Regions from separate parts of the Homo sapiens genome. Here region 2 is linked to region 1. A link is an interaction called in ENCODE POLR2A ChIA-PET data of the cell type or tissue named here. Cell type or tissue: A673. All regions are shown on one strand. Each heading gives the region's core, and the rest is flanking DNA. Links, peaks and the distances in the headings are about the cores only. Region 1 overlaps MCM6 (minichromosome maintenance complex component 6). Region 2 overlaps CCNT2 (cyclin T2).

The links. Peaks named below come from ENCODE experiments on the same cell type or tissue, not always from the same donor. Only the 100,000 strongest peaks of a DNase experiment are listed, where the experiment ranks them.
Region 2: POLR2A ChIA-PET joins it to region 1 with 29 read pairs; 2 of 35 experiments call an interaction of 5 or more read pairs at or near these places.

Annotation. Positions count from the first base shown.
Region 1 is chr2:135,848,449-135,852,850 of GRCh38, reverse strand. It overlaps MCM6 (minichromosome maintenance complex component 6), which reads left to right. Exons shown (of 17, transcript NM_005915.6): 12 at 1-64; 13 at 1,288-1,449. Among named protein-coding and RNA genes, the nearest start is that of LCT, 13 kb to the right of the region's middle. In A673, for the core only: no CTCF peak of the experiment used is centred there; no DNase peak of the experiment used is centred there.
Region 2 is chr2:134,924,544-134,928,945 of GRCh38, reverse strand. All of the region lies in intron 2 of CCNT2 (cyclin T2), which reads right to left. Among named protein-coding and RNA genes, the nearest start is that of CCNT2, 7.9 kb to the right of the region's middle. In A673, for the core only: no CTCF peak of the experiment used is centred there; no DNase peak of the experiment used is centred there; H3K27ac peaks cover 1,805 bases.

The DNA of each region.
Region 1 (4,402 bases), core at 181-4,180:
TCGTGTCTATTCCCTCGATGATATCAGAAGATATCTTCTCTTTGCAAGACAGTTTAAACCCAAGGTAACCTACCCTTTTGTACTGGGATAAGGTATAATGGGTATATTAAAGTGGAATTTAAGTAAGTGTGTTATATGGAAATTAACTGAACCTGTCATCTACCTTAGTTCCTAAATTTTACAACTTTTTTTTTTTTTCTGGAACAGCAATTTGTTTTTTCAGAGAGGGCTGAGAAAGGGAACTGTAAAAAAAATTCTGAATAATTCCATTATTTGTTTGGTGGTAATAAAAAGATTTGTATGGGAGAAGAGTTTTGGATAACTGGATAATCTAGAACATTCTTTTATTTCAAACATTACTAAGAACGTTAAAATTGTTTATGCGCCTAAATCAATAGTTGAATCTTTCTTTGAAGGAAACATTGGATTCATCTAGGCCATTATGATAAATATAAATTACTGTTTTACAGTGATTGATGCATTGTATTGGACTAACTCTGTTCTGGACCCAGGATTCTTACCTGGACATAAACCCCCAAATGCTTGGCATTTTCCCAAAATAGGGTATGAAAAGGAAAAAAAATACTCATTCTGGTTGAGATTTTCACACTGTTGGCTAACTTGACTTCTGGAAGGTGTTACTAGGTATTGATCATTTATCATCTTCACTTGATTATTCATGAGATTGCAGTTGGCTCTCACTGTCCCAAAGAAATTTAATCATTTAAAACTAAGGATTATGGGTGATTCTTGTGTAAAAAAGAGCATCTGTTCTCCATTACTGCATACTGATATACTGATCCCTCTGTAACCTTGGCATGCTTCCTTAATATGGTGAATTCCTTGCTCTGAAAAGCTGAGGATCCTTTAGATATAAAGTTTATTGAAACAGCTTTTTTTTCCCTGCAAAGAGTGTGAGTTAATTAATTGAGCCTCAAATACTGAGCATTAATTTATTTAATGAGCACTGACATCCTGAGGTGTAAAAGACATTACATCTTGTTCCATTGCTTCAGCTTGTTAAGCAGCTTTTAGAAATGGTCATTTGCTTAAATACTAAGCCTTTTTTCAGGTTCATAAAATTAGTAACATGGAATTCACAAGCCTCCTTAATATTAGTTTCTTTTGAAAGACATTACAATAGTAATTTATTGTCACTGGCTTCTCAAAGTTTCAACCCTCTCAGGTTCCCTAAATGTTTCCACCTGGAAGGCTCTTAAACTTAGGTTTACCGTAGCTCTCATCAAATAGAAATGTTTCTCTAACTTGAGTGATGATCTGAAACAGATTTCCAAAGAGTCAGAGGACTTCATTGTGGAGCAATATAAACATCTCCGCCAGAGAGATGGTTCTGGAGTGACCAAGTCTTCATGGAGGATTACAGTGCGACAGCTTGAGAGCATGATTCGTCTCTCTGAAGCTATGGCTCGGATGCACTGCTGTGATGAGGTATCAGAGTCACTTTGATATGATGAGAGCAGAGATAAACAGATTTGTTGCATGTTTTTAATCTTTGGTATGGGACATACTAGAATTCACTGCAAATACATTTTTATGTAACTGTTGAATGCTCATACGACCATGGAATTCTTCCCTTTAAAGAGCTTGGTAAGCATTTGAGTGTAGTTGTTAGACGGAGACGATCACGTCATAGTTTATAGAGTGCATAAAGACGTAAGTTACCATTTAATACCTTTCATTCAGGAAAAATGTACTTAGACCCTACAATGTACTAGTAGGCCTCTGCGCTGGCAATACAGATAAGATAATGTAGCCCCTGGCCTCAAAGGAACTCTCCTCCTTAGGTTGCATTTGTATAATGTTTGATTTTTAGATTGTTCTTTGAGCCCTGCATTCCACGAGGATAGGTCAGTGGGTATTAACGAGGTAAAAGGGGAGTAGTACGAAAGGGCATTCAAGCGTCCCATCTTCGCTTCAACCAAAGCAGCCCTGCGTTTTCCTAGTTTTATTAATAGGTTTGATGTAAGGTCGTCTTTGAAAAGGGGGTTTGGCTTTTTTTTACAGTGTGACTGAGGTATAATTTATAAAAAGGGAAATGTATGGCATGGTGAGTTTTTTCACATACATCCTTGTGAATACCCAGCTCAAGATCCAAAACATTTCCATAATTTCAGAAAGTTCCAAACCCCTGCCTCTTTTCAGTCTTAGCCCTCTTCCCCTGAAGTAACCACTGTTCCGACTTCAATCACTACTTTTATCCCACAGGTTAATTTTTTGGCTTTTTTCCACTAAATTTTCAAATTCTTTGATATGGTACTTTACTATTGACGAAGTACTTTCACACTAGGTTATTTAATATTCTTTGATTCACCCAATATTTAGGGAACACCTGTAGGGGACAAAAAATGAATGAGAGCCCCTGCCTTCCATTGCTGCTAATCTGGTGGGAACGAGACATGTATTTAATTAAGCATGTAAAAAATAGAGTGGGTGATGAAATAATCTATATACTAAATCCCCATGACACACAGTTTACCTATGTAACAAACCTGCATGTGTACCCCCGAACCTAAAATATAAGTTGGAAATTAAAAAAAAACGAGAGGGAGAATAGAGCATCACAACCAGAGTGCTGAGATGAATTACTTTATTACCAAAGAAGGAGGAGGACTCAGGGAGGTGCCGACGTTTAAACCCAGTCACTGAAGGGTGTGCAGAATTTGGATAGGCAAGATACCCTGGGACAAGGTCATTCTAAAACCATGCTAACATTTGTACTTTTTTTTTCATTGTGATAGTTCCTGAAATGAGTTGCATAAAACTGGTACATGTCTTAGGGCAGTCTCTAATTGATTTTTATTTTGTTCTATTTTTAAAAATTAGTCTTCAAATAGCAGATTCACATGATATTAAAATATATGCACATAAATTATATACACAAATATATTTTCTGAATGAAATTTAGTATCTGCATATATTTAAGAGCTATTTCTGTCTCATATGTTCATAATCTTCATCCATTAAAAAAACTTTTGTTAGGCCTTTCTCACTCTAAGATTATAAAAAATTCTCCCATTATTTACCTAGCTAGTTTTCTAGTTGTTCCAAAACCATTTATTGAACAATCCATCTTTTTGACACTGGTTTGGCATGCCTTAATTATATATTCTTGTGTGTGTTAGGATCTCCTTTTGGACTTTCCATTCTGTTCATTGAGTCTTATCAGCTCCTCTTACATTGGTACCATGATGTTTTAATCTATGGGGCTTTGTAGTTTAAATGTAGGGCTAGTTCCAGCGCATTGTTCTCTATCAGCTGTTAGGAACTTAGAAATCAGCTTGCTCTGTTTTAAAGAAAAACCTGGTATTTTTTTATCAGTATAACATTCTATTTATATTAACTTGAAGAATTGAAAACATCTATGATTTTTCCTATTCAGTAACGTATCACTTAGAATAGGTTAGGTTGTACTACTATAAAATCTCAGCTGCATAAAACAATTTTTTTTTGCTTGTGCTACACATCCATTAGGTCATCAAGGGACTCACCTTGTCAAGTTACTCAGAGATTCAGGCTGATATAAAGGTTTGATCTTGACATACGCTTTCATGATGACAGAAAGCAGGGAAGAGAAGGTGGTGAGCCATGTGCTTTCTCCCCCTTCTATCCAGAAATGACACATACTCACATTTCATTCGCCAGAGAAATTAACATGGCCCCTCCTAAGTTCAAATGGATAGAGAAATGCCTTCCTACCAGGTGCCCAGAATTAGAAGAGCAAACATTTGTGAACAGTTCTGAGTACCACAAATACCGTTATCTTTCCACTTAAGTCTTCTGTTTCACTCAGTAGTGCTTTAAACTTTTCTTCATATGTTTTTCAGTGTTTCTTGTTGAATTTCTTGATATTTTATCATGTTTGTTCGTACTGGGAGTAGCCTTTTTTTCCATTTCATTTTCTGGCTGGTTTCATTGCTGGTTGTTTTTTTGTTTTGTTTTGTTTTTGAGATGGAGTCTCACTCTGTCGCCCAGGCTGGAGTGCAGTGTCACAATCTCGGCTCACTGCAACCTCTGCCTCCCAGGTTCAAGCGATTCTTCTTTCTCAGCCTCCTGAGTAGCTGGGATTACAGGCATGTGCCACCATGCCCAGCTAATTTTTTATATTTTTAGTAGAGATGGGGTTTCTCCATGTTGGTCAGGCTGGTCTCAAACTCCCAATCTCAGGTGATCCGCCTGCCTCTGCCTTCCAAAGTGCTGGGATTATAGACATGAGCCACCGTGCCTGGCCTAGTTCTTATGGGATGTATATGTCTTTGGATTCATATGATATGTATATATGTTTATATTTCTACAAGTACATACCTAGGAGTGGAATTGTTGGGTCATAGGTTAATGCATGTTTTTCTGCCAAACAGTTGTGTCAATTTCTGTTTTCACCGCT
Region 2 (4,402 bases), core at 112-4,111, 920 kb after region 1:
CACAAAGTAACTGAAATATCTACCTTGGGGTGGGGGTGTGGAAATACCTGGTATCCTCTCTGAATCCTTGCATCATTTAAAGATTACCCCCAAACCCTCAGAATTTTCTCTTCCTGCCCTCTCAGGTATTTCTTTTTAAGCATGGAACTATATAAAGTTTCATTATCTTCCGATTTTTGGCCACAGAAGAAACATCTTTCCCATTTTTTTTTTTCAACTTCTAAATGAACCCTCAGTTTAAGATTAGTGTGAAAGTGCACATTTGCCTTTGGAAGGAATTACTATAGTGTGAATGGCCAATAGTAATTCTATTTGCTGGTGGATACAAATGACTATAGCCCACACCGTCACTGTCAAATAGAAATATAGGCTGGGCACGGTGGCTCATGCCTGTAATCCCAGTACTTTGGGAGGCTGAGGCGGGCGGATCACCTGAGGTCGGGAGTTCTAGACCAGCCTGACCAACATGGAGAAAACCTGGCTCTACTAAAAATACAAAATTAGCCGGGAGTGTTGGTGCATGCCTGTAATCCCAGCTACTTGGGAGGCTGAGGCAAGAGAATTGCTTGAACCTGGGAGGCAGAGGCGGTGGTGAGCCGAGATCGCGCCATTGCACTCCAGCCTGGGCAACAAGAATGAAACTCCGTCTCAGAAAAAAAAAAAAAAAAAAAGAAATACAATGTGAGGCCGGGCATGGTGGCTCATGCTGTAATCCCAGCACTGTGGGAGGCCAATGCAGGTGGATTACCTGAGGTCAGGAGTTCGAGACTAGCCTCACCAATATGGTGAAACCCCGTCTCTACTAAAATTAGCCAGGTGTGGTGGCACATGCCTATAATCCCAGCTACTTGAGAGGCTGAGGCAGGAGAATTGCTTGAACTGCATATTGTCACTAAGCACAAGCCTTAACTTCACTTTTAACTTTTAATAACAAATAGGTGAACTTCTACAGTTCTCATCCATTTCTTTTCTGTATCAGCTCCAAATAATTTAGAGAAAAATTCACGTTACATGTATTTCCTTATGTATAGCCATATAAAGAGTATGTAATATGTCACTAACAATCAGAGCCTTAGCTTATTTAGGGGTAAAATATTAGGTTAACACCAGAAAATGTAGAGTGGTAAGGAGATTCCATCATTTCCCCTAATCCCTAGAACATGTGTAAATATGTACTCCCTAGAATGTATATGTATGTTTATAATAAAATGCAGTTATCTAATTGGATTTTCACTTAAAAAATTACCTTAACCAATTTTAGCTATTAATACTAAAAACAAAACTCCTGTTCTGCAATGGCCTTGAAAATCAGTTTATAAACTATATAAAATCTGTCTGATTTTATACTGAGACATTTGCATGCCTTGGCCAATGCAAACACTCAATGCACATTTGTTAATATATTAACCTATTCTACTCTATACACCTAAGTTTAGAATTTGTTATGGTTTGAAAGCGCCTTGGATCTTGCAGGACTGGGTTCACTCTCTTGCACTCCTGCCATGCGATGACTCAACAAAAAGGATGAGCCAGGACCACAGAGAAGCATATAAATTACCAAGGCTAAAATATACATGTATCTGTGTGTGCAGAGAAAAGGTATGAGTTATTTCACAATCATTTAATTTTGCAAAAAAAAATTTTAAGCCGCTTCAGGAATACTTCATAAGACTTCTATAATAATACAGAGTCACTGAAGTCAGTATCCCTGTAATTAGGCAGATAAGAGCAGCATGTTTCAAAATAACATTTAAAGCTTTCTGGGGAAGTTCTAGAGTAGCTTTCAGAATTAATTTGAGAAAATCAATCAAAAATATCATATATTCTTTGTAATGCCTATTAATAAATGAACTCTCCCACAGCTTCCTTATTTAACAGAAACTTCAAGTGATTTATTCTTTTTAAAAAATCAACTTCATCTTACACTCATTTCCAGTGGGACCACAATAGGCTGTCATTTAAATGTACTTATAAATACTTCTGGAAAGATGAAGTCCCACTGGAAATGAGTGTATCATCTTCTGAATGAAGGTAAACTTTTAGTGATTTACCTGAAGAATTCTGAGTTGATGGCTGCAGAGGGGATACTTAAATCCCCACAGAAAAACAGAGCAACAAGATAGCAAAACCAAAACCCCATGGATAGCTACAACCAAATCACATGACAAGCCATTCCTAGGGAATTCCTAACACATACGAATGAGGAAAAAACAGGCTACTATGTCAACATACACAGCACAGTGCAACAAGATGCAAAGGAATGGGGCATGTGCTGGACTTGATATAAGAAGAACCTCAAAGAGCCAAAAGACATTCACTGGAAATCATGGCAGGCCAATGTGAGAAGAGCAGCTAGCACTGGGAGTTTTGCCAGTCCAATAAGTAGATGGATGCAAGAGACCTACAGTAAGGATTAAAAGACCGAAGCTAACTTCTACGAACTTTTGAAATTGATCTTCCAAGGTTCTCTTCCAAGACTCCAGTTTGAAGAGAAACCATTGGGAGGAAAAGCACAATCAGCAAGATAGGAAGAAGGGAAAAGAGAAACTAAAAATGTGGAGGGGAAGAGGGCCAGAAACTCCCAGAAAGTAAGCTGCTACACTTCTGAACATTACACAAAATAACAGAAAAGGGAGCTCTGTGAAATTATTAAAGCACTCTGAAGGTACATCACCTTTTTAAAGTTCAGGAAAGCTAATATCTCACAAAAATGAGTAACCGAAGAGTATTCAGTTCACACAAAGACTGTAAGAAAAGACTAGAAGAGTGGTGCTTAAAGTGACAAATCACACTGGAAAGAGCTGCTTTAGGCTGAGTGTTGGGAGGCTGAGGCAGGAGGACTGCTTGAGTCCAGGGGTTTAAGAACGGCCTGGGCAACATGGTGAGACCCCTGTCTCTACAAAAAATTAAAAAAATTAACTGTGTGGTGGCATGTGCCTGTAATTCCAGCTACTTGGGAGGCTAAGGTGGGGGAATCACTTGAACCCAGGAGGTTGATGCTGCAGTGAGCCATGATTGTGCCACTGCACTCCAGCCCGGGTGTCAGAGGGAGACCTAGTCTCAAAAAAAAAAAAAAAAAAAAAAAAGGCAGCTATCCAAGTTTCCAATATTATTGGAATCTAGAGTTACCATATGATCCAGCAATTCTACTCCTGGGTATAAGCCCAAGAGAAACCAAAAACACAAGTCTACACAAAAACTTGTACACAAATGTTCTTAAGAGCACTATTCATATTAGCCAAAAAGTGGCTAACAATCCAAATGCCCACCAACTGATGAACATATATATATAATGTGGTCTAGCCATACAGTGGAATAATGGGTAGTACAGCAAGAAAAGTAAACAACCTACTGAATAAATACAACAACATAGATGAGCCTTGAAAACACGGTAAGTGAAAGAAGTCAGTCACAAAGGACAACATACTGTAGGATTCCATTAATGAAATGTCTATTAATAGGCTGGGGGAAAAATAGGGAGAAATGACTGCGGGGTTGGGGGTTTCTTTTTGGTGTAGTGAAGACTTCTAAAAATTGATGCACACCTCTGTGAATATTCTTAAAAAAACCCACAAACCCCACGGAATCATACTTTCAATGGGTGAAATGTACAATATGTGAATTATATCACAAAAAGGGCAAAAATCCAGTAATTATCCTATATGATACGTGCCACTGGGTGTCCATATGAGATGAATCAAGAATTCCAATACAAAAATACCAATTTGTAAGAAAGAAATGACAGAATTAGAGTATCACCAATGAATGAAAGGACCCAGGCATTGAATATCAGCAGCCACTAACACTACAAAGAGAGACAACCAGACTTTAGACCTTCTGACCAAAGAACATTAACACCATCTATAGCCTTGCCTAAGGGATCTAACAGGAGTCTGATTAAGTTTCTGGATCTAATCATCAATTTTTCCAGGAATGCAAGAAAAAAGGAACACAGTAAACTGCACCATGAGTATACAATCAGCAAAATTCAGACAGTTGGAAACTCTACAGGTCACACACTCTAGGGTCCTTCAACAGCTACAACTTAGTTGACATAAAAAGATGGAGGGGAAACATGCATACTGAGAGACTTCAAAGACTTACCAAATTTTTAATAATGAGCAAGGTCTATGGTATTTGGGAATGCAGAGTTGGGTGCTAAAACTATAAAGAAAGTGATTAGAGTAAGAATACTGGGGCCGGGCGAGGTGGCTAACGCCTGTAATCCCAGCACTTTGGGAGGTCGAGGTGGGGGGAATCACGAGGTCAGGAGTTTGAGACCAGCCAGACCAACATGGTGAAAACCCGTCTCTACTAAAAATACAAAAATTAGCTGGGCATGGTGGTGCATGCCTGTAATCCCAGCTACCCAGGAGGCTAAGGCAGGAGATTCACTTGAACT